Regions from separate parts of the Homo sapiens genome. Here region 1 is linked to region 2. A link is an interaction called in ENCODE POLR2A ChIA-PET data of the cell type or tissue named here. Cell type or tissue: A673. All regions are shown on one strand. Each heading gives the region's core, and the rest is flanking DNA. Links, peaks and the distances in the headings are about the cores only.

Evidence for each region. ChIA-PET counts read pairs that join two places held together with the same protein. Peaks named below come from ENCODE experiments on the same cell type or tissue, not always from the same donor. Only the 100,000 strongest peaks of a DNase experiment are listed, where the experiment ranks them.
Region 1: POLR2A ChIA-PET joins it to region 2 with 13 read pairs; 3 of 35 experiments call an interaction of 5 or more read pairs at or near these places.

What each region holds. Positions count from the first base shown.
Region 1 is chr4:151,908,608-151,922,471 of GRCh38, reverse strand. LOC127898557 (a long non-coding RNA gene) reads right to left here. Exons shown (of 4, transcript NR_183042.1): 3 at 598-708. LOC127898556 (a long non-coding RNA gene) reads right to left here and starts at 9,626. Exons shown (of 4, transcript NR_183041.1): 1 at 9,485-9,626; 2 at 5,693-5,868; 3 at 598-708. It overlaps LOC102724700 (a long non-coding RNA gene), which reads left to right and starts at 12,302. Exons shown (of 5, transcript NR_188364.1): 1 at 12,302-12,474. In A673, for the core only: no CTCF peak of the experiment used is centred there; no DNase peak of the experiment used is centred there.
Region 2 is chr4:152,082,828-152,095,871 of GRCh38, reverse strand. No RefSeq gene overlaps it. Among named protein-coding and RNA genes, the nearest start is that of LINC02273, 11 kb to the left of the region's middle. In A673, for the core only: no CTCF peak of the experiment used is centred there; a DNase peak (open chromatin) is centred at 5,061.

The DNA.
Region 1 (13,864 bases), core at 6,329-8,828, 180 kb after region 2:
TCATGACTCACTTTCTACTTCTGTAAATGGAAATGATACTGAGATAATGACGGGGATGATAATACCAATCTTACTGAGTTCTTATGATGATAAATTGATGTACATAGAATATGAAGACCACTGCCTAGTGCTTAGAAAACATTATGTATGTGACAACTCTTATGACCTGTCATCCATTTCTTTCTTTTTTCCTTTTTATTTCTTTCTTTTCTTTTTGTTTTTTGAGACAGAGTCTTGCTCTGTGGTCCAGGCTGGAGTACAGTGGCACAATCGTAATTCACTATAATCTGGAACTCCGGGGCTCAAGTGATCCTCCCACCTCAGCCTCCAAAAGCATTAAGATTACAGGCATGACCCACCACACCCAGTCTGTCATCCATTTTTATAGCTGATTCCTACATCCGTTTAGTCATAGATTCTTCAATGGCAAGTTATGCATCTCTGTATCAGTTACAATGCTTACTGATGCAAGTCATAAAAACATGATTCACATTGGCTTACATTCGATTAAAATATCTGGAAATAACTGAAATCTAGATGTAGAGCAGATTCCAGACATGGTACAATCAGCAGTGAATGGTGTCATCAACAACTTACTTCTCTCTGTTACTCCATTCTGCCATACAGCATCAGTGGCATCCTAAGGCTGGTTTATGGGGGCAAGACGGCTTCCAGTGGTAACCAGAGCTTTGTGCTTCCTGTGCAGATCTAGAAAGAGACAGAGCATAAACAAGCTTCACCATATGATAGTTGAGCCAACTCAGGTCTCAGGCTGGAGTGGATCCCTATACAAAATCAGACAGGACTAACAGCAACAGCCTCAAATCTCTGTACCCCAAAAGGCAACATACAAACTTGGCAGACAATTCCAGAAGTTTCACAGTCTGCAGATTAAGACCCTGTAGGAAATATTTAGAACATTACTCATAGAAGAAGTCAGACTCTCAGAAAGTTGTATATATGAAACACATTGTTTCAACTCCTCTTAGAATCACCATGACTGAATTGCATGTCAGTATCATGCCATGGGTGTCTTCTTCATCTATAATAGTGTTAGGAAAAAAGTTCACTTCTCCTGAGTAATTCATTCAATTTTATTTTATGGACAATGTAAAACATATTTAAACCATGTTTCCATCTCCCCTGAGGCACCTTAGCTTCATAGCTTACCTCAAGGAAAAAGTAGAATTAATTTTTCTGTGCTTACCCTGTACTTTGTTTTATTGTTTTCCTATTAATAATTTCCCTTCCTCCTAACTCAATTAATTACTCTGTATTGCATGTAACTTAATATGCAATGTATGGAAAAGTATATGTATACTCAATGCCAATCCCAGCATGAATAGTTAATTTTAAAAAGCAAGCAAATATAAATGTTCAGTTAAGAAGACAATTGAGTAAATTATGCATGTTTATAAAATTAAAGACATTGCCATTAATTACAGCATTGAAAAATAAAGAGATGAAAAATGATACAGAAATTTTAAGAATTTAGAAGATAGGGAAGACAGATATCTAAAAACAAACAAACAAAAAAAAACAATAAATGGACTGATGTTTCATCAGAAAAAATAGAGCCCAGATACAGTGGAATGTTATCCTCAAGGTATTCAGGAATATAATTGTCAACAAGGAATTGTATACCTAGAGAAACCATCACTCAAGAGTGAGGGCAAAACAAAGCAAAGAGAGTTTATCACTCATAGGTCATCGCCGAAAGAACTACTGAAGAGAGGTATTTATTTAGAAATAAATTGAACCTAGAAAATAGAAGAGGAACACATAAAACGTTGTGGAGCAAATAAATTGGTAAATGCAAAGGGAAGTCCAAATAAGTATCAACTGTAGAAATGAAAGAAAAACAAAACAAAAACTCTATACATAATATAATGACTAATTTTAGGGCATTTAAAAACAAAACAGAACCAAAATTTTAGATAACGACGTGGATCGTAAGTGAGAGTCACCAGAATTAAAACATTCTAAGGCTCTGGTATTGTTCCACGGAGGGTAGATGTGTTGATTTAATGTTAGATTTCTTAAATTAAGTATGTAGGCTAAAAATTCAAAGGTAACCGCTAAAAGAATAAAAATTGAATATGTACTTCTAAAAATATAAATATTCAAAATAAATATAATTATATTAAATTTACCCACTAAAAGAGATTATAAAATTGTTTTTTAAAAATATGCATTATCTTTCTAGTGAATTTTTCCTTTTATCATTATTTTGTGCTTTATCTTTTTCCCTATAAATTATTTTTGTCTTAAAACTTGTTTGTCTTTTATAAATATAAATTCCAGTATCTTGAGTCAACCATTTTTAACATGTTAGAATTGTTCCCTACTGGCCTTAAAGAAATTACACAAACATGTTATATTTTTTCCAGAAAGGCTTTGATTTAGAAAGATGTCCATTTTAATATGTGCATAATATTAATATCATATTCATTACCTTTCGAGTTCTAGGCTTCCTAACTAATATGCATTCACATGCATATTCAATTATTAATATGCATTTATCCTCCTAGACATGGGCAATATGTGTTAAAAGTAGAATATTCTTGTTAGATTTTTGGTAGATGCTTGTCATCAAGTTTTGAAAAATATTTTTCTTTTATAGTTGGTGAACAGTTTTTATTATGAGCAAGTCTTTAATTTTACACTTTTAAAACATTAGAAGCTCTACAGGATACTCTGTCCTTTGTCCCAAGTTCTAGTCAACATTGTTCTACAGGAGATCTTACCCAACAGAGTAAATCAAGAAAAAAAATTCAGAGGTAAATGGACTAAAAAGGAAGAGACAGCATTGTCATTATTCACAGGTATTATGATTTCTTGATGTGGAAAATCCTTGAAAATTTCCATATGGACTATTAGAATTACGAAAGATTTCAGCAACTATGCTAAATACAGCCACCATACAAATGCAAACTCACATGTCATCATTAATATTGGCCTTGTCTAGAAGGACACATCACGTCACATTGTTAGAGCAGGCCTGGAAATCAAAAGACAGTAGATATGAAATTTACTATTATTGACATACTAACAAGGACAGTCTATTAAACCAAAACATTTCTGGGAAAAAATTAATACATGTGTGTATAATTTCTAAAGGCCACTCGGGAACATTCCAAACTGTCAAGAATGGCTGACTCTAGGCAGTAGAATCTTCATATATGGCTTTTAACTTTCATCTCGATAATTATCTATTTTACAAAATTTCTACAATAGGCATGTACTACTTATAATTGGGGGGGTGGGAGAAATGTTTTTAAAAAAATAAAAAGAAACACTGGGGCCAGATCCATCCAGCATCTCTGTCTTACCTCCCACCTCCCTGAGGAGGCATTCTAAGTAGCCAATCCAAACTGCTTTCTGCCTCATTAGTTCCATCTTACTTCAATTCTCATCTGAAAAAAATATTTTTTCCCGTTTCTTCATAGTGTGTGCCTTAATTTCTCCTGCTCTGTTTCCTCTAACTATATCATCCAATCATGTGATGTTTTGGCCCAATACAACCTAGATTATAATAATACCTTTACTAAACATATGGTATCCCACACTGCCACAGCCCTTGGCAGATAGCATGGCAGAGACATTGTGAGCAAGACCTGCCTTTAACACAGAGTGGAGGCAGTTGCTGGGATGGGACGGTGTCATATGGCCTCAAATTCCACCATTAAAACCTTTAGGTTAAGCATTGCCCTCTCTGGGTTCCTCTTTAAAGATTTAATTCTGCTGGAAGGTAATTAAACATCAAAGAATTCTGTTTAAAATCTCCCTCATAGTGAAAAGGAGTGGAGGAGGTAGACAAAAGAAAAACAATTTTATATAGTCCAACGTTGGACTAGGCCCGCCTTACAGTGAATTCCCAGCTCTTCTTGTGGCAAGGAAGAATCCTGGGAAGATCAGAAAGGAGATTGGCTCACCCAAGCGGACTTGTTTCATGATATGCTGGTGTGACTTTCTACTAAGAAAGACTTTTTCAGATTATTCTGCCAAAGTGTTCTGTAGAAACTATTACAATCCAAGTTTTCAGAATTTGGACAAATCATTTTAGTCTTACATCCAAGTACTTGGCTCATGAAAGTGAGTGAGAAAACCCATCAGGAAGCCTCTTTTGATAGACAGAAGTTGCTAGGGTAGGGAGGTTCTCTGCCTACCCCTCACCCCACAGCAGGGGCCCATGCTGAGAGCAGCGGCAGGGCCATCTCAGTGTCCCCTGCCCGGCCAACAGCCCTAGAGGGGTCTGGGCTGTGCACAGGGCAGCTCCCTAATGCGATTCCAGCACTAGCCTCTCACTCAAAACCCTGCAACCTGGTCCAACACAGTCACTTCCTTGCCCTGTTCAGGTTGGTGTTTAGGTTTATTAGCTTAGAGATTCCCGTAAAATAGGTATAGAGAAGACAGGGAAACCCAGAAACACCAAGTAAAATCTGGGCATCTTAAATGATCCAATTTTTTTTTCCAGGCCCCACAGGAAGTTTAAAAGAGTTGGCAATTTAGTCAGGCATACAGCCATTCAGTCATTAAACAACAATGGAGCTTCACCCCATGTGTAAGGCTCCTGCAAGGCCTTGGGGTTGCAGGTGGATACAGCGTAATCTCTGTTCCAAGAACTTAGCAGCTAGATGGCAGGGATATAATAACAGGCAAATAACCATGAAACAAAGCAGCATCAGAGAAGTATCATGAGAGAGTTCCAAACCAACTTTGGGGCCAAGGGGTTAGGCAGAGGGGTTGGAGTCCTGGATCCAACAATTTCTAGCTGTGTGACTTTGGACATGGCCAAGCATTTACTGAGCATGTTCTATATGCCAGACATGGTGAAAAGCACTCTACTATGCATGATCTTGTTTTGTCTTTATAATAACCATAGGAGGTGCTATCTCCTTTTTATAGACTGGGAAACAGAATTCAAAGCAAACACTGAGTTTGCAGTCCAAGATGTTTACTAGGGATCAGCACTTTTGAAAAAAAAGGAGGAAGACACAGACTGGGCAGAGGAAGAAGCTAAACTTTGATGAAGACCAAACAAAGCCTTGACCCCAGAGCTTTGGAGCATGAGAACTGTCTGATGGAATGTTCCACTTTGGGCTAAAATGGCTGGGCATTTACAAGGATGCAGGCTGCCCTGAGAAAGACAGGCAGTCCTCTGCAGCTGAGGAAGACCCAAAAGGAGCTGACAGCTTGAGGTCATTTGCTGGCCGCAACCCCCTGCTGGTGAACAAATCCTGAGTGACATCTCTCTATGTCCACCACAGGATTCTCCCCTGCTAAACTTAGAAGGATTCGAAATAACTTTTGTAAGTACTTGGCACAAATTAGCTGCACAATAAATTGTAGCTTTTGTTATTCAACACAGAGCATGGATAGGAAAAATGTCGTGGTAACTCCTGGAAGCTATGTCTCAAGGAAAACGTCATCCACGTTGGTTGTAACTTAAAACAATTTCTCCCCTCCTGTCCGTGGCTGAATCAGGCTGAATCATGCCGAGACTCACCTTAACTACAAGGTGTAGCACAACCGTTGAGTGTGATGTGGGAGGCCTGTTTTGTGGCACGATTTTCTGAAAGTAATAGCGGATGGATTTTGTTCGTTTTGTGAACATTTAGTAGAAATATTTTGTAGTGATAGTGTTTGTGAAAAAATGCCTCGGGTGGGTGGGTGGGTGGGTGTTATTTACCAGCAGGACAGGGAGGAGGTGGTTGCAGCAATTTGAGGAGTACATCGAAGCTGAGCTCTGTAGGAGCCAAGGTGGAGTGGGGTCTGTATGGACTTCATGGTCAAGTTGAGAGGCAGTGATGGAACTGTGGTTACGAGAGAGCCCACACTTTCCAATTACTCACAGCAAGATCTGTTCTTAAAATATAAAAATGACAACTGAGACAATAAGAAACAGGCCTTTGGAACATGCGTCCCACATCCTGGCTGCTTAATGCCATTGATCCTATCAGTTCATTGGAGACTAAGTACCTGATGTGTACGATATTTGGAGAAAATTGTTTATCCACCTATTATTTTTAATGAGGAAAAGGTGAGAGTCAAATATTTTACTATTCTATGTTCTTCTCTGCATGTTTGTAAAGCACTTCATAGTCTTTGAAGCATTTTCACATTTGTGGTCTCTAGGCTTCTCAGCTTCTCTCTCCTTATGGCCTCTGTTATGAATACCCAGTTCCTCTCTGTTGCTGGACCCTACTACCTATCAGAGCAACTTTTGAACCTACTTTGCTTGCAAATTCAAGGAACAGGTGACCGGCACCCGCAGCCTCTACTTCTCTTTCCATTACCTTCTTAACCTCTCACAGCATGGATCCCACCACCACCCCTCGACAGAAAACACCCTCATTGCAGGTACAACCAGGGTGCTCCCGGACAATCAGTGCTATTCAGCATGGCCCCCCTGAAGCAGCTGGCATCTTCCAACTCTTCCCCTTTTAGAACTTTGTCGATTTTCTTACAACACTAAGCATAGCAAATACATTTAAAATTGAGTGCTTGCTTCTACCAGTTAGTAATGGTTGCTTGGAGTGTTGTGTGGAGAAGAAAATTCAAGTTACATCTAGGATGCTGTGATTGATTAACATGCTTGTCACAGGCCTGAAAAAGAGAGAAGTGGCACATGTTCTAGGCATTCGCCTTCTTATACCACACATTTCTCTTATTTCTCTTTGGTTTCTCCTTTTATTCTTTCTCTATTTGGGCACTTGATTTCTTCTCGGCCTCTAATGCGGTCAAGAATTTGACCCCCTAATGGGGTCAAAAATTATTGAGAGGATTAAATGAGGTGATATATAGAAAGCTCTTTGAATATATTGGATCCTGAATCAACAGCAACCATTATTATCATCCTCAGCTTTTTCCTATTGTCTTTATAGATTTATCTCATTAGATATCTGTGTGTTTTCTTTTTCTTTCTTTTTTTTTTTTTTTTTTTTTGAGATGGAGTCTCGCTTAGTTGCCCAGGCTGGAGTGCAGTGGCGTGATCTCGGCTCACGGCAAGCTCTGCCTCCCGGGTTCACGCCATTCTCCTGCCTAAGCCTCCCGAGTATCTGGGACTACAGGCGCCCACCACTATGCCCAGCTGATTTTTTTTTGTATTTTTAGTAGAGACGGGGTTTCACCGTGCTGGCCAGGATGTCTGTGTCTTTTCTTTATGCAACTTAGACACTGCCTTGGCTCCCAAGTCTAGTTTTCCAGCCCCAACAACTATCTACGCTTAACAAAGAAGACAAAGTAGAGAATAGGAAGCAGAAAACTGTGCAAAGGGTAAACCAAAGACAGGAAGTCCTAGCTAGAGCAATCACTCAAGAGAATGAAATAAGTTTGATGATATGAGTCTGTACCTAGAAAATTCTAAAGACCCTGCCAAAAGCCTCCTGGAACTGAGGAACAAATTCAGTAAAGTTTCAGGATACAAAACCAATGTAAAAAAAATCAGTAGTATTTCTATACACCAATAATGTTCAAGCTGAGAGCCAAATCAAGAATGCAATCCAATTTCCATAGCCATACACATAATAAAAAATGCCCAGGAATACATTTAACCAAGGAGATTAAAGATCTCTATGAGAAGAATTACAAAACACTGCTGAAAGAAATCAGAGATGACACAAACAAATGGAAATATGTTCCATGCTCATGGGTTGGAAGAATTCATATTGCTAAAATGGCCATAATGCCCAAAGCAAACTACAGATTCAGTGTTATTCCTATCAAACTACCAACATCATTTTTCACAGAACTAGAAAAAACTATCCCTTCATATGGAACAAAAAAGAGCCTCAATAGCCAAAGCAAGTCTAAGCAAAAAGAAAAAAGATGGAGGCTTCACATTACCCAACTTCCAACTATATTATAAGGTTACGGTAACCAAAACAGCATCACACTGCTACAAAAACCAGTGAAACAGAATACAGAACCCAAAAATAAAGCTGCACACCTATAGCCATCTGATCTTTGACAAAGTTGACAGAAATAAGCAATGTGGAAAAGACTCCATTTTCAATAAAATGGTGCTGGGATAGCTGGCTAGCCATATGCAAAAGAATGAAACTGGACCTCTACATTTCACTATATACAAAAATTAACTCAAGATGGACCAAAGATTTAAATGTAAGACCTCAAACTATAAGAATCCTAGAAGAAAACCTGGGAAACACCATTTTGGACATTGGTCTTGGGAAAAAAATTATGACTAAGTCCTCAAAAGCCATTGTGACAAAGACAAAATTAACAAATGGGACCTAATTAAACTAAAGAGCTTCTGCACAGCAAAACAAACGAACAAAAAAAACTATCAACAGAGTAAACAGACAACCCACAGAATGGGAGAAAATATTTGCAAACTATGCATCCAACAAAGATCTAATATTCAGAATCTATAAGAAACTTAAACAATTGAACAAACAAAAACCAAACAACCCCATTAAAAAATGGGCAAAAGACATGAGCAGACACTTCTCAAAAGAAGACATACAAGCAGCCAACAAATATATGAAAGAAACATTATCACTAACAATCAGAGAAGTGTGATTCAAAGCCACAATGACATATCATTTCATATCAGTCAGAATGGCTGTTATTAAAAAGTCGAAAAAACAACAGATGCTGGTGAGGCTGCAGAGAAAAGGAACCACATACACTGCTGGTGGGAAGGTCAATTAGTTCAGCCACTGTGGAAAGAAGTTTGAAGATTTCTCAAAAAACTTAAAACAGAACTTAACATTTGACCCAGAAATCCCATTTCTAGGTATATATCCAAAAGAAAATAAATCGTTCTTCCGAAAAGACACATGCACTCGTGTGATCATTGCAGCACTATTCACAATAGCAAACGCATGGAATTAACCTAGGTGTCCATTAATGGTGAATTGGATAAAGAGCTGGTACATATACACCATGGAAACTATGCAACCATAAAAAGAACAAAATCATGTCCTACATGAATCCTAGCAGAAAACCTAGGAAACCCAATGGATGCAATGGAAGGCCATCAACCCAAGCGAATTAACTCGGGAACAGAAAACCAAATACCGCGTGTTCTCACTTATAAGTAGGAGCTAAATATTGGGTACTCATGGACATAAAGATGGCAATAATAGATACTGGGAACTAATAGAGGTGGGAGGGAGGGAGGGGAGAAAGGGTTGGAAAACAAACTATTGGGTACTATATTCACTACCTGCGTGATGGGCTCAATCATATCACAAACCTCAGCATCACGCAATATACCCATGTAACAAATGTGCACATGTACCCCCTGAATCTAAAATAAAAGTCAAAATTATTTTTTAAAGGGTAAGTAAAAATGAAAAACTATGGAAGGTGAAATTATTTTCTCCCCTAGGAGCTTGTTCATTGGTTTGTTTTCAACCAAGCTAGAAAGCTTTGGAGCAAAGAACGATCTCAGAAAACGTATTCTATGTCTTTATGCTCTAGCAGAGATAGGATCCCCCATACCAGAAACACTGACCTCAAAGTGCTCTGACCTCTGGCTCCACAACATGACCTCCTGATTACCCCACCGCCTGGCTTCCTTTCGTATCTCCTGCCTTCTGCTCACCTGCTGTGAGCTTTCTTTGAGTGCCTCTCCAAGGGTAGAAAAGCCAGGCTAGGAAGAGAAACAGAAACACAGAAGTACTAGTAGATCAAAACAGAGAGAAGAGGGGGAAAATACGAGGAGGGGAAGCAGCTGCCAACAGTGGGGCCCTCCTCCCTCAGAGCCGCTCTCAGCCTCCATTCCCCTCACCTGCCTCTGGCCCTGAGACACCAGATGCCATCCTGGCCGACCCATTGTGGAAGGACGTTCAGCCCTCAGTGTCTATTTTCTGACCCACAGATGAAAGTGAAAAAGATGAATTTTGCTTTTTTTATGGGATAGCTGTAATCCCACCGTTTCTCTTTCCTCTAAGCCAGGGGGCATCAGAAAGATTTCTGCTGGCCACAGACGGAGCTGTTGCCCTGGCTGTTCTTGATTAGTCAGGGCTCCCAGTGAGAAGGGCCTCATCTTCACAGGCTCCTTATTTCACCACCCCACTCTCAGAAGAGGAGGCCTTCCCTCCACGGTCTCCTCAGGAATCTCAGATTCTAGAAAATAAAAAGAATTTCCTCCTCACAGAAGGCTTAGCCACCCCTGCTTCAGTTGGTTTCTAACCACCAGTGCTAGGGCTTTTTCATGCTCAGGAGGCTGACTTTTTCACAGAGGACAATTCAACCCTTGTTTGGTGACCTGCAGGGTGTCCTTTCTGGGACTGAGAGGTGACGTCTAGAGCATGGCTCAGCCCCACTGCCTCTTGGTCTCTCAGGGATGGGTCACTCAGGGTAATGGCTCAGCCTCAGGGCTGTAGCTCAGGCAAAGGCTGGCTGCCTCCAGCCAGGGGCTGGGTGCGGATTCTGGAGTATGCCCAGTCTCAGGCTCTCAGCCCCTCACTCCCCATCCAAGGAGAAAACTCTCCCAACCATAAAGACATGAGTTGCCTTGTTGCATTAAACCGCATTACAAAGAAATCCATTAGCCACTCTGAGCACTGCTCTCCTTTGGGGCCTCTCTTGCACAAAGATATTTTATCTTTTTAATGAATAAAACATGCTGATTTCCTAAAATTAAAAAGTGTGGTGGTAATGGAGAATTCTCAGGAAGCATTCTGAAACCTGTGCACTGTGGAGCAGAGGACCGAAAAACCCGGCTCTGGGGCTTCCTGTCTCTGCCCCTGAGTGATGCTCCTTCTCCAAAGGTCCTTGCTTCTTCCTTCCTAGAGTCCACTGCGCTTCCCTGCCTGCCTGACATGGCAGCCCACCGACGAGGGAACTGTGGTTCACTGAAAAATCACTGACATGAGGCCAACCGAGTAATAGGAGAGAAAGCATACTAATTCATTCAATGTGTATCCACGGAGGCTTCAGAATGAAGACCCCAAGACACGGGGGAAATTGTCTGTTTTTATGTTTAGGCTTAACAAAGTATGGACAGCCAGGTAGAAGTCTGATTTGACAAAAGGGAGGATGATCTGATGTTAATAGACTGAGTAGAAAACCCAGCAAGACCTGTCTAGATTCTTCTTGGCCTCTCTAAAGCATTCCTTCCTTCTGGGTGTGGGGCAGGGCCTCTCTGGAATGGGGGCTTGTGACCTACAGTCAAACCAGGTAGGTCAGATATGTTCTTTATGGTCAGTTTTCACAGATAATATTTTTAGATTTTATGGCTAGCTTTGGGGAAAAGGGGTTCTGGTTTCTATAACCTGCCTTGAGAAAGAGGGATTCTAGTTTCAGTGGCTGGCCTTGGGAGAAAATGGGACTGAGAGGAGGGCAGGAGAAGGTCAGAGAGAAACGTTCGCTTCTGAGGCTGCTGCTGAGATCTTCCTTTTGGGGTACTGTTTTCTGAGCCCCTACAGAGCCATGCCCTATGCAGCAGGTACTCAGGAAGTTTCTACTGTCCACATCAGGAGAGATGGGAAGCACTGTGCCCTGTCTTCCTGCATTCTCCCTTCTGCATTCTTGTTGGCTCTGGCTTCTCCCTCTCTCCCAAAAGCCCCAGCTAAGTGTGAACTATAATAAATAGCTGTGGAGACAGGCCAGCCTGAAAGCTAAGACCAGACTCTTACTACGTTCAGAAGACACAGCTCCCAGCTAGAAGCCACAGCCATTTTCCCAGAAGTGTAAAGTGACTACTAAACCTGGCTGTCAATGATTTGCCCTTGGAGGAGCTAGAAACACGTGCTGGGAGGACACAAAGGGTTGGAGTTTTAAGGAAAAAGAAAATGAAGTGCACAAAGCTGTGTAACTTTTGCCCTCCCTCCCCACTCCTCGCATTTTGCTGGGGGTGGGAAAACAGGGAAGGAGCTCTACCCCATGTGTTTAGCTTGAGCAAGCCCAGCTACATCATTTGCAGGACATAGTGCAATGAAAATGTAAGACTCCTTGTTCAAAAAGCAGGACAAAGCGCTAAAATTAAAAGCTTTTCACTTTCTTCTGCAGTCTTTCTCTCTCAACTTGTCATGGAGCTTTTTATTTGCTATTTAATGTTGTTCTAAGTAAAGAAAAATTAGAATTTAAAATTATTAGCCCGAATTTTACCATTCTACTTTATATTGTGCAATGCCAGCTTTAAATGCAAATTTAAGAGCATTTAACTCATATGCAGAAGGCCTGACATTGCACAATTTGTATTTCATAGCTTGTACGTGCATACGTATTTTGTCCTTTCCAGAAAAGGGGAGATGCTGTCTTTATTTCCCTTTGTGACATACACACATTCTACTGACATTCTCTACCTTTGACTTACTGATGAGTTAAGGAAGGACTGAAGACAAAAGAAACTATGGGCTGCTCTCTCTTTCCCTTTCTTTCTATGTCACCATTTTCACTTAAGTGGTTGGTCGATACAAGGAATTAACACTAATGCTATGTGCAAATGGGATAGGAAGAAATGGCAGCATGCATTATGCACACCTCTCCTCTGCTCAGGTGGGTGCACTACTTCACAAAAGACAAGTTTAAAGATAAAATGATTATGAATTTCAAGATGGTGACAGTAGAGCATTAAGCCAATCTGTCCCCTGGATGCAGCTTAGGAGGGGAAGCACCAAAGACCCATCCTACACATGGGCACAGCACAAGCCAGAGGAACAGCAGCTGGCTGCCCTTGGTTGTGATGGGCCCTACCTTAAAAGTGGCTTGGAGGGGACCAACAGGGCTTTCAGCATTCAGAAAGAGGCCCACACATAAGCAGGGACATTGACATCCCAGTTTGAATAGGCTGCCTGGAGGGGTGAGGGAAGGAGCATCCACCAGCAGCCTGTGACCCAACCACAAAGAGTCAGGGAATCATCTGTCTCTCTCTGAAGGCTTAAACTAGCCACAGACAGAGGTTGGAAGGGCTTGGGGATTGAATTTAACTGGAAGTCACTATATTGAACTGATTTACGCAAACATCACTGTTTGATACTATCCGCTTGGTGGGTCTTGGAATCAAATATTAAAATCAGTTGTACAAAGAAAGCTCTATTTCCACACACCTCCGTTTTGTGGATGGTTGTAATTTGTGAAATTTTCATCCTGTAAACATCAGTTGAGTGTTGCCAAGAACTATTTTAAACACTAGATACACATTTATCTTCAATTTAAGAAGACCCCTAGCACCCTGAAATTTTGCTTCAAAGCACTTCCCCATTTTGTCATAGTACATGTATTTGGATGCTTATTTTGACTAATGTCTGTCTTCCCAGCTAGACTGAGCTGCCTGAGGGCAGGGACCATATGAACCAGCCAGCCATCCCCAGCAGCTTGCTAAATGCTGCCATCGATGGTGGTGCCGGTGTGCAATTGTTTAGGCCATGTGGTACACAAGAACAATGTAGCTAAAGAGGTAGTCTTCTCACTGAAGACACTGTAGGTTTCAGTTTGTGTAATGACAGCTTTCTGGCAGGTGGAAGTAAAGTGTCTTACTCTAACATATTCAATGTAGTATGACAATTTCCCAGCAAATAGAAGTAAAATGTCTTGAGCAAGGGGTGCCTTTTCTAACTTTCACAAAGACACTATTTAGACTAGTGCAGCATTGACTGATTGTCTAATCAAAACATCTCACTTCACCTTTAGTGACTGGCAGCTCTGTCCGATTAAGTGTTGCCACTAAAAACAAAAAAGTTATATATATGTACACACACACATATATAATGTAATATATATGTGGTTTTGTAATATATACATTTATGAAGGAAATGTGATATATATACACACACATACATATAAATTCCTTCATAAATAAGAAAGTAACAGGCCACCCTGCAACAGCCATTTGGCTGCTTTCAAGTACTGAAGACTCAAAGGAGTATTTGATTTGCTTCAAGCTGAA
Region 2 (13,044 bases), core at 3,579-6,078:
AGCCAGTGAGGAGAGAGACAGCAAGAGAAATCCACTGGCTATGGAGTGGAGGCAGCCTGGATGGGGCTTCTGGCTGTCTCACTTCTCATCTCTATAACCTTGGGCTTGTTACTTAAACTGTCTTGAAATCATAATAGCGACATCATAGGCTTGTTGAAAGGATTAAATAGGAAATGATACATCAGTGAAAGCACCTTTCTGTGCCTGCCAGGTGCTTAATACATACGTTTCCCGTTTCAATGTCCAGCCTTGTTTATGAAGTACACAGTTTTGTATTTACTCTGGCTAGTCTCGGCATCAGTCACTATTGGGTACCAGTAACAAATTTTCATTTTAACATAGATTCTTGGCAGGGTGCAGTGACTCACGCCTGTAACCTCAGCACATTGGAAGGCTGAGGCAAGAGGACTGCTTTGGTGAAGAGGGGGTTGCTATGCCCTCCCTTCCTTCTAGCCTGGAGCTCCAGCAGCTGTCTTAGGACCATGAGATAACAATACCAAGGATGGAAAGTCAACAGCTAAGGGCGTCAAAGCAAAGAATGAGAAAAAGCCCGGATTCCTCACAGCACTCCACAGTCTTGGACTCCTCTGCTGCTTGCAACCAAAAGCATTCCCATGTGCTATAAAATGAGCATTCCTAGCAGACACGGCCCCACTGTGCCAGCCCTCACACCTGCTGCTGTAGGCTGCACCCCAAAAAGGCAGCCCCATCCTGACAGCTGTGGCCGCTGGTTTGCACTGCAGTGGTGGCTCCTAGCCCTCCACACATGCACTGTGTGTTCTGAGGCTGGGATCCAGCACAGCCCTTGGAGCAGGAGGATGTATAAATAAAAGGCCTTATGTTTTATAGGCTAGTCAATATTTATTCAGCCCCAACAGAGCAGTGGACTGGAAGGAACAGAGAGACTATAAAATGTGTTCTGTATTGAAGCCTGAAATCATGCAGGGGAAAGGGGCTTCTCAGTGCTCACCCTGCAGAATAGTCCTCAGCACAGCAGAGCTTCAGAGGCCTCCTCTTTGAAGGAAAGGGGCTGGGGCAATCTGGCAAAGGAGGACAGAAATGAAGCCAGGGCTGAGGACACAGGAATGGTTGAGCTCTCAATGCAGTTCTAACAGGTGGTCATGGATAGTTGATCTCAAATGCAAACGATCTGTACCAGAACAGGAGTCCCTGTCCCTTGTCTTCAGAAGCCACTCTTCTCTCTCTCCTTAGAGCATCTCATGGGAAGCCTACACTTTTAAGAGCAGCAATGGTGCGGTCTTTTTAAAGCCCTCTGGAGGGGAGTTTGTGTGTGTTTGATGGAAGGCACATCCCCACAGGATTTTTGGGTCCTCCCTGCCCCTCAGTTTTCCCTGCCATGTAACATTCCTATGTTCTGTTGACTTTGCCACTCTCTGCTCTCATCTGGGCTGCTGCATTTTCTCTCCTCTCCCCACTCCCTGTTACACAGTGTCTTAGTCTGTTCAGGTTGCTATAACCAAATACCTTAAATTGAGTGCTCATAAACAACAGAAATGTATTGTTCATAGTTCTGGAGGCTGGGAAGTCCAAGCTCAAGATGCCAGCTGATTCCGTCTGGTGAAGTTCCTCTTCCTCATAGACGGCACCTCCTCGCTGTGTCCTCACATGGTGGACGGGGCAAGCTACCTCTCTGCAGTCTCTTTGGTAAGGGCACTAATCCATTCTTGACGGCACCACCCCCATGACCTCATTACATCCTAGAGGCCCCGCCTCATAATACTATTGCATTGGGGATTAGGATCCAACATGAATTTGGGGAGACACAAACATGCAGATGATAGGACCCAGCCTTTACACAGATATCTGATATTTTATTTGGGCAGATTAGAGGATTCTCTTCTCTACACAAAGCTTTCAAATCTCCCCCTGCATGACTGAATCAGGCTCCAAGTCTGTTGCCTGATATTCAGAGCCGTCCCCTCTCTGCCCTCAAGCGTCCAGCCTGACCTTGATCTCTCCCTTGCATACACCCTGTGTGCTCCACAGAAACGATCATGCCTCTCCCAACCTGCTTCTCAGCCTCTTCTCCGTGCCTTTTCTTAGGCTGCTATTGGCAAGAACCTAACCAAATCCAAGGCTCAGCTTAGCTACCTTCCTCCTTTTTCTTCAATGTCTGCTTTTCTCACTGGGAGAGCACTTCCTTCCTTTAGATCATTGTAATAATTAACACCCATTGCACTAGAATTACTAAAATTCGCAGCTTCATGCATTTCTTCCCCCTTTCTCTTACATAATGGATCAGTGGATTTCAACCGGAGTGATTCCCACCTCTACCACAGGGCATACTGGGCAGTGTCTGGAGGCATTCTTGGTTGTCACACTACGGTGATGCTACTGATGGGTAGAGCCAGAGATGCTGCTGTAAACTCCCTGCAATGCCCAGGACAGCTCCCCACACCAAAGAAGCATCTTGCCCAAAATGTTAACAGAGCCAAGGTTGAGAAATCCTGTATTAGATTATAAGCTTCCTGGAGGCAGAGACCACACTCCTATTCTTTTTATTCTCCATAGTACACAGCTTGACATAGAATGTTATTCAATTATTTAAAATGAATGACTATAAATGTTTAATATGCATTTATATACCTTGTTTTGAACCTGTAGGTAGAGGCCTACTCCCCAAATAGTGGTGCCTCACCCACATTACCCACATAATCTTCCCATTGTCCAGCATGTGTAGCATCTCTGAGGGCCGATGACTGGGTAACCCTTCATCATTGATATTCTCTAAGGCATTCTCTGCTCTGCTAGACTCCATAAAGCAAAGTCCCAGCTCATATTCTCTCAGCTCCTTATAGAAATTCCTTCACTAAGCTGTGCTTTAGTATATTATGTCTTCTGTCTTTATAGAGGGTCCATAAAAGCAGCGCTCTGTTGAATGGTGTTTCTGACTCTTTTGCGGAACTTTCGTTAGCAGTATTTCATGCACTCACTGCACTGGAAGTTGACCTTAATGTGGCCCCCTTCTTTTACAAATGAGAGTAAGAGAGTAAGGTTCTCTGTGTCACTCAGTGTCCTTTATCCAAGGACCTACGTGATGAATTTCTACCTAAGTTTCCTACCAGGAAAACGTTTTGTCTCTGTAGATGAATATGTATGCTTTACCTTGTTGGAAAACAAAACTCTGTGCAATCCAATATGCTTCTCTTTTTGGCTTAGCTGTCAGAAAAGTTAGAACCAAATTAAATGCCCAAGTGTTAGAATCTGCTCCACTCAGGTGTCTAAAACCATCTATTTCTTTTGCATTCTTCAGCAAGAGTGTTATCCTTAAATGCCTTCTCTTGCACTGTATTTTAATCTTTAAGCTGCCTCAAGTCTTTTGGAAGTAAGTAGGATACAAATCTTAACTTAAAGAAAAAAAAAAAACTTCTGAATGTTATTCCAAGCCATCTTCTGTTGTTGAGTGTGAAATGCTTTGGCTATGGAGTGGAGGCAGCCTGGATGGGACTTCTGACTTTCTTACTTCCCATCTCTATAACCTTCGGCTTGTTACTTAACCTCTCTTGAAATCATAATAGCGACATCATAGGCTTGTTGAAAGGATCAAATAGGAAATGATACATCAGTGAAAGCACCTTTCTGTGCCTGCCAGGTGCTTAATACATACATTTCCGATTTCAGTGTCCAGCCTTGTTCATGAAGTGCACAGTTTTGTATTTATTCTGGCTAGTCTCAGCATCAATCACTATTGGGTAGCAGTGACAAGTTTTCACTTTAACACAGATTCTTGGCTAGGTGCAGTGGCTCACGCCTGTAACCTCAGCACTTTGGGAGGCTGAGGCAGGAGGACTGCTTGAGCCCAGGAGTTCAAGACCAGCCTGGGCAATAAAGTGAGACCCCATCTCTACAAAAAAAGTTTTAAAAATTAGCAGGGTGTAGTGGTGCATGCCTGTAGTACCAGCTACTGGGAGACTAAGGTGGGAAGATCGCTTGAGCCCAGGGAGGGCTGCATTGAGCCAAGATCATGCCACTGCACTCCAGCCTGGGTGACAAAGCGAGGCCCTGTCTCAAAAAAAATTTTTTTTAATATGAAAACAAAAAAAACATAGATTCTTATATTTCTCATTAACCTTCCCATTTAAAGGTCATGTAACTGATATAAAATTATCACTCTGTTCCTGTGATTTTAATTATGAAGGTAAGTTATGTAAACGACAGCACAACACTCCACTTTGTGGAAATGGAACCGAGGTTCTTTGATTGGCTGTTTTGGTTGCTATTTTCAGAGCTTGGCACTGTTTCTGCTTCTGCCTCTTAGGCTTATAGATGGCTTTGAGATTTCATATTGTAAATATAGGGAATATGGCCCAAAAAAGGCTACTTGCTTTTCTTCTTGCCTTAAGATGGGATGAATTTAGAAACGAATGAGGAATATAGAACATTCTACATATATTTGTCATTAAATGGTTTCCCATTTGTTTAGAAACCCCAGGACCCATAACAGAACAATCGCTTTATAAAACAATCTTAAATTTTTAGAGTGGCTTAATTCTCATAATTCCTTGTGAGGAAGTCAGTGAAGAAACAGGCTCAGAGAGACACCAGGGTGTGTGCCGGTCCTATAGCTGCTGGTTATTGTACCTGCCTCTGCAGGGCTAGTTCCAGTCCTCATCAGACCTTACCCCTCACGTAGGACTCTGGTGCCATGCTCCCTAGATTACTAAAAGGCTCCAATCCCAGAGACATTTACATTCTTTACTGAGTTCAAAGGACAGGAGTTGGGATTAAAGTTAGTAAACCTTCCAGAGCTGTGCTGTGTAATTCAGTAAACACTAGCCGCATTTGGCTCTTTAATTTAACTTTTAGTTAAGATAAAATAAAATTTAAAAACCCAGTCTGTCATTTGCACTGGGCACATTTCAAATGCTCAACAGCCACATGTGGCCGGATGGTAATCATATTGGACAGCCCAGGCGTAGACCGTTTCCGTCATTGCAGAAAGAGCTACAGTGCTATTCTAGAGCCATTTCCTACCTGCATGGGGGCAGAGGCAAAACAGACATCATTGCATGTCAAGCATTTCTTACATCCCTAAAGAGATGAAAGGAGGAGGGGCTTTGCCACCAGGGCTCTTGACAGTGACTCACCCCAGGCCTATCTTTTCTGTTGCCTGTACATTTTACACTCAAAGCCTCTTACACAGTTAGAGAGAGCTAGTTAGCGCAGGCAGTGACCAGGCCTGGGAGCAATTGGCAACCGCCAATGTGCTTGTGCATTTAGCGGAGTGACTTAGTTAACGTTTGGAAAGTGGGGAGCAATCTTAAATACCTTATGGAGAGCTGCACGCAGTGGTTCATGCCTGTAATCCCAGCACTTTGGGAGGCCGAGGCGGGCGGATCACCAGGTCAGGAGTTCAAGACCAGCCTAGCCAACACGGTGAAACCCCGTCTCTGCTAAAAATACAAAAATTAGCTGGGCGAGGTGGCACATGCCTGTAATCTCAGCTACTTGGCAGGCTGAGGCAGGAGAATTGCTTGAACCCGGGAAGTGGAGGTTGCAGTGAACCGAGATCACGCCACTGCACTCCAGCCTGGGTGACGGAGCAAGACTCCATCTCAGAAAACAAAACAAAACAAAACAAACAAACAAAGAAAAAAACCTTATGGAAATATTGCCCTTAAAGCATTTACTTTCTCAAATAGAGTTCCCCTTCTTGCATGGCCATGGTGAAAGATTCAGTATCTACCCCTGAACAGGAAGGGCAAGGGATCATTAGGTTTCTGAAAGGCCAAACTTGGCTTCCATTTGCCCCTTTTTATATTGATTTAGCTAAATTAAAGTGTTTCTGATATAGTATTTAGGTGCTTATGTGGTTTCTAGCTTCCATGTAGAAACCAGGGAGGTTTCTACATTATGTATCTTGGTATATAAAAATAAACAAACAAAATGCCCTCAACTCTTGAGTCTCCTGTGTCTCTGAATCCAGATAGTCTCCTAGCTGACCTTGACTTTTCTTAATTCTCTGCTTCTCTGGAGGATTTGGCTCAGGGACAGATCCCTTGCTGCAGCACCCGCATGGTGCCTTTGAAGCTCAGAACAATCTTTTATTCTGGTCCCAAAATAGTGCCTCTGAGATTACCCCTGATACCCAGGCTGTCATTATCCTACGTTTCTGGCTCTGCCTTCCCTTTATTCAGATAATGTCTGGCACACTGAATGTTGTGGCTTTCTTTTGCCCCTGACTTCCCACTTCTCCCCATGTACTTTGTTAATAATAATAAGCACCATCACCACCCACTGGACACTTATTCTGTGCCAGAAACAGTAGTGAGTGCTTCACTAGAATTAATCTCTCCACCTCCACCACCACCACCTTGCTCCAAGCTGCCTTCATCTTTCACCTGGAAAGATGCTTGCAGAAGCTTCCTGACAGGCTTCCTTTCTTTTGTCTTTGTTGCCTTCACTCTTCTCTCAACAGAGCACCAGAAAGATAGTGTTAAAATGTGAGTTAGAGCATATTCTTCCCTACTGCTCCAGCATCCTCTCTTTTGACTCAGAGTAAAATTCAGTCTTTGCAATGGCCTATAGTACCCTGAGCAATCTACCTCTGCACCTGCTGGCATTGCTCTGACCCCACTTCCTACCACTTGCTTGCTTCGTGCTCTGATCCAGCCACGCAGGCCTCAGGGCCTTTGCACATATGTTTTTTTTGCCAGATATCCCCAAGGCTTGCTCCCTCACCTCCTTTATGTCTTTATGTCTTTTTTTTTTACTCTGATATCTCTTTCTCAGTGAGGAATTCCCTGGTCATCCTATTTAAAATTACACACACACACACACATGTGCACACATACACACACATACACACAATCACCCATGCACACTATTTATCTTCATAGCACTTATCACCATTAACATGTCATATACTTTACTTATTTATTTATTGACAGTCTCTCTCAACTAAGAATCCAAGCTCCATGAGTATAGAATTTTGGTCTGTTTTGTTTATTGATATATTCCCAGCACCTAGCACAGTGCCTGGCACATAATGTGCTCAATATGTTTTTTTTTTATTAAGTTAATGAATTCTCATATACCCTTAGATTTCAGCTAATTCCTGCTGTATAGGTGGGGAAACTGAAGGTGAACATTAAGCAATTTTCCTGAGATCACCGGTTCCTCGGACCTCAGAGCTGTGTGCTTCTCCCCAACACACGCTCCCCCCATGATGCTGACCCAGTGTGTGCCCCTCTAGCCACCACTCTGTGCATGCTCCACAGCCCATTCATCCTTCTGGTGGAGGACTTCAGAGTGTGCCAGCCTCCACAAAAGCAAGTTCAGCAAGTTCCTAAGATACTAAGCTACCGTCAGGCAGAACTTCTGAAAACGGCAGCATCTCCTTCCCATCTGGGCCAGAAAAGCTCAAAAACTACGGCCTTTCCAAAGACCCTGGTGCAAACCCATTACAGTCATGGGTAGGTCAATAGCAGGGTAAGATACTTTCCTACCAGACAGAGTTGGGCAAAAACAAGTTAAATATTTTATTTTGATCTAGGATGGGGTAGTGAAGATGACAGCAAATAAAGACTGGACTTTAAGCATGTTTTCTGTTATGATCAGAAGGTTAAATTTTAATTCAATTGTAATTAGAGATGTAGAAAGGAAGAAAAGTGTTTTAAATGTTAGTTAGTGAACAGGTATAATGAAAAGTAAAGTTTTATTCAAGAATGAGGAACCACTGGTATTCATTTTTAAGTTTATTTGAAAAAAAAATTTTGGTAAAATATACATAGCATTGGCTGGGTGTGGTGGCTCACACCTATAATGCCAGCATTTTGGGATGCTGAGATGGGCGGATCACTTGAGGTCAGGAGTTTGAGACCAGCCTGGGCAACATGGTAAAACCTCTTCTCTACTAAAAATACAAAAATCAGCCAGATATGGTGGTGCACACTGGTAATCCTAGCTACTCGGGAGGCTGAGGCAGGAGAATCGTTTGAACTTGGTAGGCGGAGGTTGCAGTGAGCCAAGATTGTGCCACTGCACTCCAGCCTAGGTGACAGCAAGACTCCATCTCAAATATATATATAATAAAATGTACCATCTTAACCATGTTTAAGTGTATAGTTTAGTAGTGTGAAGTATTTACATTGTGGTGCAATTGATTTCCAGAACTTTCTTCATCTTGCAAAACTAAACTCTATGCCCACTAAGTAACTCCTCACTTTTCCACCCCTGGCAACATCAATTCTAGTTTCTGTTTCTATGCATTTGACCACTCTAGATACCTGGCATATGCAGACTCCTGTGACATTTGTCTTTTTGTGATTGGCTCATCTCGCTCAGCATAATGGCCTTGAGCGTCACGCATGCTGTAGCACGGGTACTCTTTGAAACCAGCTTCTGTGTGCGCTTCATTTTATTGAGCAGGGTGTAAAGTTCAGAGGCTATTTTTAGAGTTGTTTATTTTCTAATAAGTATTTTGTCTGCATTTATGATATGTAAAAAGTAAGGCTTTGTTTGTAACCATCCGTTTCAAACAGAAAGGCTTGCCACAGAACAATGCTTTTCTATTTAATTAAACCTTTCCATTAGAATAAAATCATTTATTAAAACAATTAATCATCAATAAATAGAGAACAGCACTTACATAAGACACACAATGCAATGCGTGTTTTAGAGCAGTGGTCATCAAACTGCCTCCAGGAGTCCTGGGTCCTCAGAGATGTGTCAGGGGCTGCCTGAGGAGGGGTCTCGTGGTGGGGGTTGAATTCCAACCTCGCCCTCTCCTCTCAGCTTGAATCAGAGCAGCTCCAGTAAACATATCTCATATTTTGGGTCCTGCATAATATTTTATTTGAATAAAAAAGTGCCACGGTGCCACATTGTTTTGTCATTAGTGCTGTCCACCAATAATTCTGGTTCTTCCCCCTTCCAGGTGCATGGTAGCATTGTCCTTCCTGGCCTCTAATGGTTGGGTGGAGCCATGTGACTGATCTGGGGCAATGAGCACATATCTCTGGTTTGGCACATTTCATTGCCAATGCGGGACCATCCAGATCACCCTCACCCCTCTCTTTTTTGTTTTGCCATGTTTACTGGCCTTGCTTCAAGTAGTGGCCACTCAGCCTGGGTCCCAGGATGAGGATGACAAACAAGGATGGCACAGAGCAGAGTGTTCAGACACCCTTAGATAGATATTCAGCATGAGTTAGAATAATCCTTTTCTGTTTTAACCTACTGAGATTAGGGGTTGATACATCGCTGCCGTATAATCTAGCCTATTGTGACTAATATACACAGCTTTTAAAAAGTGCGTGAAACACCCTTTTGGAGATGTATGAGTGTTTATGTAGATTTGGGTGCCTTTTCCCTAATCTTTGACTCGTCTTAAACCTTGCTTAACTCAGTCTTGTTTTCCGTGGTCTTAGATTAGACTCGAATTTATTTATCTTCTCCTTTTACATGCCTACCCCCCATGTTTGACTGGGACTCTTAGAAATTCTGGGAGTTTCACTGGATAGTTAATTTGTGCAGCTTTTCTGGGGCTGTAGATTTAAACTTTTCCCAAGAAAGGAATCTCTTGATTGCCACAGGTTTTCTCATTTAGCAAATGATGCTGAGTAATCCTTCTTCCCAATCCTCTACCCCCACCTTGACTGTATACGTGAGGAAACCAATTACATTTCCATTTTTCCCCAGCATCAAGGTTGAGCCAGAGCTGGGAGAGAGAGAGAGACAGAGAGACAGAGACAGACAGAGACAGAAAGGGGAGAAAGCACGAAGGGGAGGAGGAGAAGAAAGAGATGGGAAACATTGTTTGGCTGCTGGGTTATACTGGGTTACGTCGCTGGTCTTTTCTTCTAATGATGGCCTCCTTTCTAAGTCAGGGTTTACCAAAGTTTAGTCCTGCTACATCAAAAACAACAACAACAACAAAAAACGTGGTGGGCTTGTTAAAATGCAGGTTACTATTCAGCACCCACTGTGAATATCCAGTGAATATTCAGGTGGTTTCCACATATGTTAGAGTTTGACAAACATGTTTATAAATCATTCTGGGTTCCCTCTTTGATCATGGAGCATCAAAAACATTCTTTCCCTTTGTAATATTGAGTGAGATCTTGTTTTTTTTCAGCTTAGTCTTGGTATCCAAATTACTTTCTGCTAAAAAAATTTTACAGTTACTTAATTCTCAGCCTGCTTCAGAATTTACCTTTTCTTATATGTAAGCAGAGTATATAAATATTTAGAAATATAAAATAAAGTGAAATGTTTGTATTTTGTGCGCTTATCCTTTATATCCATTAAACTGTTACATTCTTTCTTTGAAGACAAAAACAAAACAAAACAAAACAAAACAAAACAAAAAACACCCAATAACTGATTGTGATAAAGCCAAGTGAGGGTAGGGAACCTGGTCCTGGGCCCCAGGATTGTCAGTGAGGCAAGTCAGTGGCAATTGACATGGATTATCAATTATGTGTCTAAAACCTGACAAGTATTATCTCATGTAAGCCTTGGAACTGACTGCCCTTTGAGGGAGGAATTATTGTTTTTACACGGAAAAGATCTATGCTCAGAGAGGTAAAGTAACTTGCCCAAAGCCACACAACCGGTAAGTATCAGTGCCTGACTTATACCCCAAGGCAACTGGCCTTCAAAATCCATATTCTCTGCACCAAGCTGTACTGCCTCTGTGAGGGACTATCTGAGACAGACGCGGAGGAGGACTAGAATGGTGGAGGGAAAATTCAGGCAGAATGGGGACAATGTCCCAGAGATCAACTCCACCAAACCAAATCATACTTAATTTGCAAGACGGACCGCAGGTTATAGCATGAAAAACTTGGAAAGATTGCACTGCACGCCAGCATCTCCTCTGAAGATTTGCCTGGTCAGGGAAAAAAACCCACGTTCAATATAGATGTTATTTCATTTGGTCAAAATAGGTCAGAGGAATTGGGCAGAGTGATAGGTGGTTCTTTATCAGGAGTTGTGTTTGACTGAGGAAATTAAACTCTGATGGAAAGAACACAATGAAGCCACAGTGTTGATGTCAGCTGGGTAATATCAGGACTCTCTATTGAGGCAAGGACATTTACAGTTTCTATATGAAATGTCATCAGGACAGGTTGGCCAACGGAGACTATCTTAGAAATAACTGCCTACATGCAAAAAAAATCTATATGCAGCTGCATTTCTAATTCTATTCCTGCAGGAGTGGGACGGGAAGAAAATAAGCTAGGAGGGTACATTCTCTCGTTCACCTTCATTATAAACAGAAGGTGCACGTTCAGGTTTATTCTCCTGTTACCCACTGGAAATCTCCCTGGACTTTTCGTGACAAGTGCTGGCTTCATGTGCCCCCACAACCAGCCTGATGCATAATTTTTATTAATGCAATTGGCCTTGAATGACACAGGTTTGAACTCCGCGAGCCCACTGAAATGCTATTTTGTTTTTCAATAAAAGTTACACAAATGTGCCTGCCTCTCCTGTCTCCCCTTCCACCTTCTCCACTTCTTCCACCTCTGCCACTCCTGAGACAGCAAGAATCCCTCTTCTTCCCTCTCCTCCTCAGCCTACTCAACAAGGATAAAGACCTTTATGATGATCCACTTCCACATAGTGAATAGTAAATATATTTTCTCTTTCTTATGATTTTCTTAACAGTTTCCTTTCTCTAGCTTACTTTGTGGAAAGAATACAATATATGATACATATAACACCTAAAAATATGTGTTAACTGACTGTTTATGTTATGAGTAAGCCTTCCAGTTAGCGGTAGGCTATTAGTAAAGTTTTGAGGGAGTCAAAAGTTATACCTGGATTTCCAACTGCATTGGAGGTTGGCTCCCCAATCTCCATGTTGTTCAAGGGTCAACTCTTCCTTTCTTTGGATTTTAATTTAGTTGAGTGTAAAGTTCCTTTCTATGTCTATATCCTTTTCAGCAATGGCATGCTGTGGGGACATAATAAATGCTTATTAAACATGATCTTTCTCTGTTGTGAGTTTTCTGTACTTATTATGAATTGTCATTGGAGGAGAAATGCTCTGCAATAATATGTGTCAACTTTTTAATAAAAACTGTTATATTGAGTGTCTGCAAAGAGCTATTCCAGTGTAAGTTATTAGGATACCACAGCACTAATTTTTAGGAATTGATATATACTTATGTCGAGTGGCTTAAGAGCACCTGAGCTCCTGGAGCAGGTTGAATTGTAACTTAGACGTTTTGCTACTTGGCATGCAGGGATGCTTCTCCATTAGCTTCAAAAGCTTCTCATGGTGTGGTTGCTTTGCTGATTGAGTCATGTAGATCACTCAAATTCCTTGTGATGGTTTACACTTTAATCGTTCTCTCACGGTAATATGATGGCAATTGGTGTCGTTTAATCTACTGTGGTGTTTAATGCCCTGAGACTTCTGGGGATTTCACACAACCCATCAAACATTAACCTACACTACCTATTTACTCCATGAAAGAAAAATCTCCCTTTTCCTCAGGCACCCCAGCTTTTCAAGAAGCTGGCCGAGGTGGAATTCATCCCACTGGTTATGTCTCAAACTGGATAGAGGTTTCATGTGTCCCAATTCTTCTGAGCTTCATGGCTTTTTCACTTTTCCCAAGGAACCCTTAAAGTCACTGAGTTTATTCACTCATGGGCCTTCGCCCTCCGCTCCCCTCCCCTCCCCTCCCCTCCCCTCCCCTCCCCCTCCTCTCCTCTCCTCTCTTCTCCTCTCCTCTCCTCTCCTCTCCTCTCCTCTCCTCTCCTTTCTTTCTAGAAGGAGTCTCTCTCTGTTGCCCAGGCTGGAGTGCAGTGGCACAATCTCGGCTCACTGCAATGTCTGCCTCCTGGATTCAAGCGATTCTCCTGCCTCAGCCTCCCAGGTTTTTCTTTACTAGTATAATTTCTCATTTTCCCTCACTTCAGACTCTACTACTGTTTGAAGGCTGAGATGAGCCAAGCGCAGAGATAAGAGGGCGTTCTGCCTTAAATTAGGGTACATTCTCTTGTTCACCGTCATCATAAACAGAAGTTACACATTCAGGTTTATTCTCCTGTTACCCACTGGAA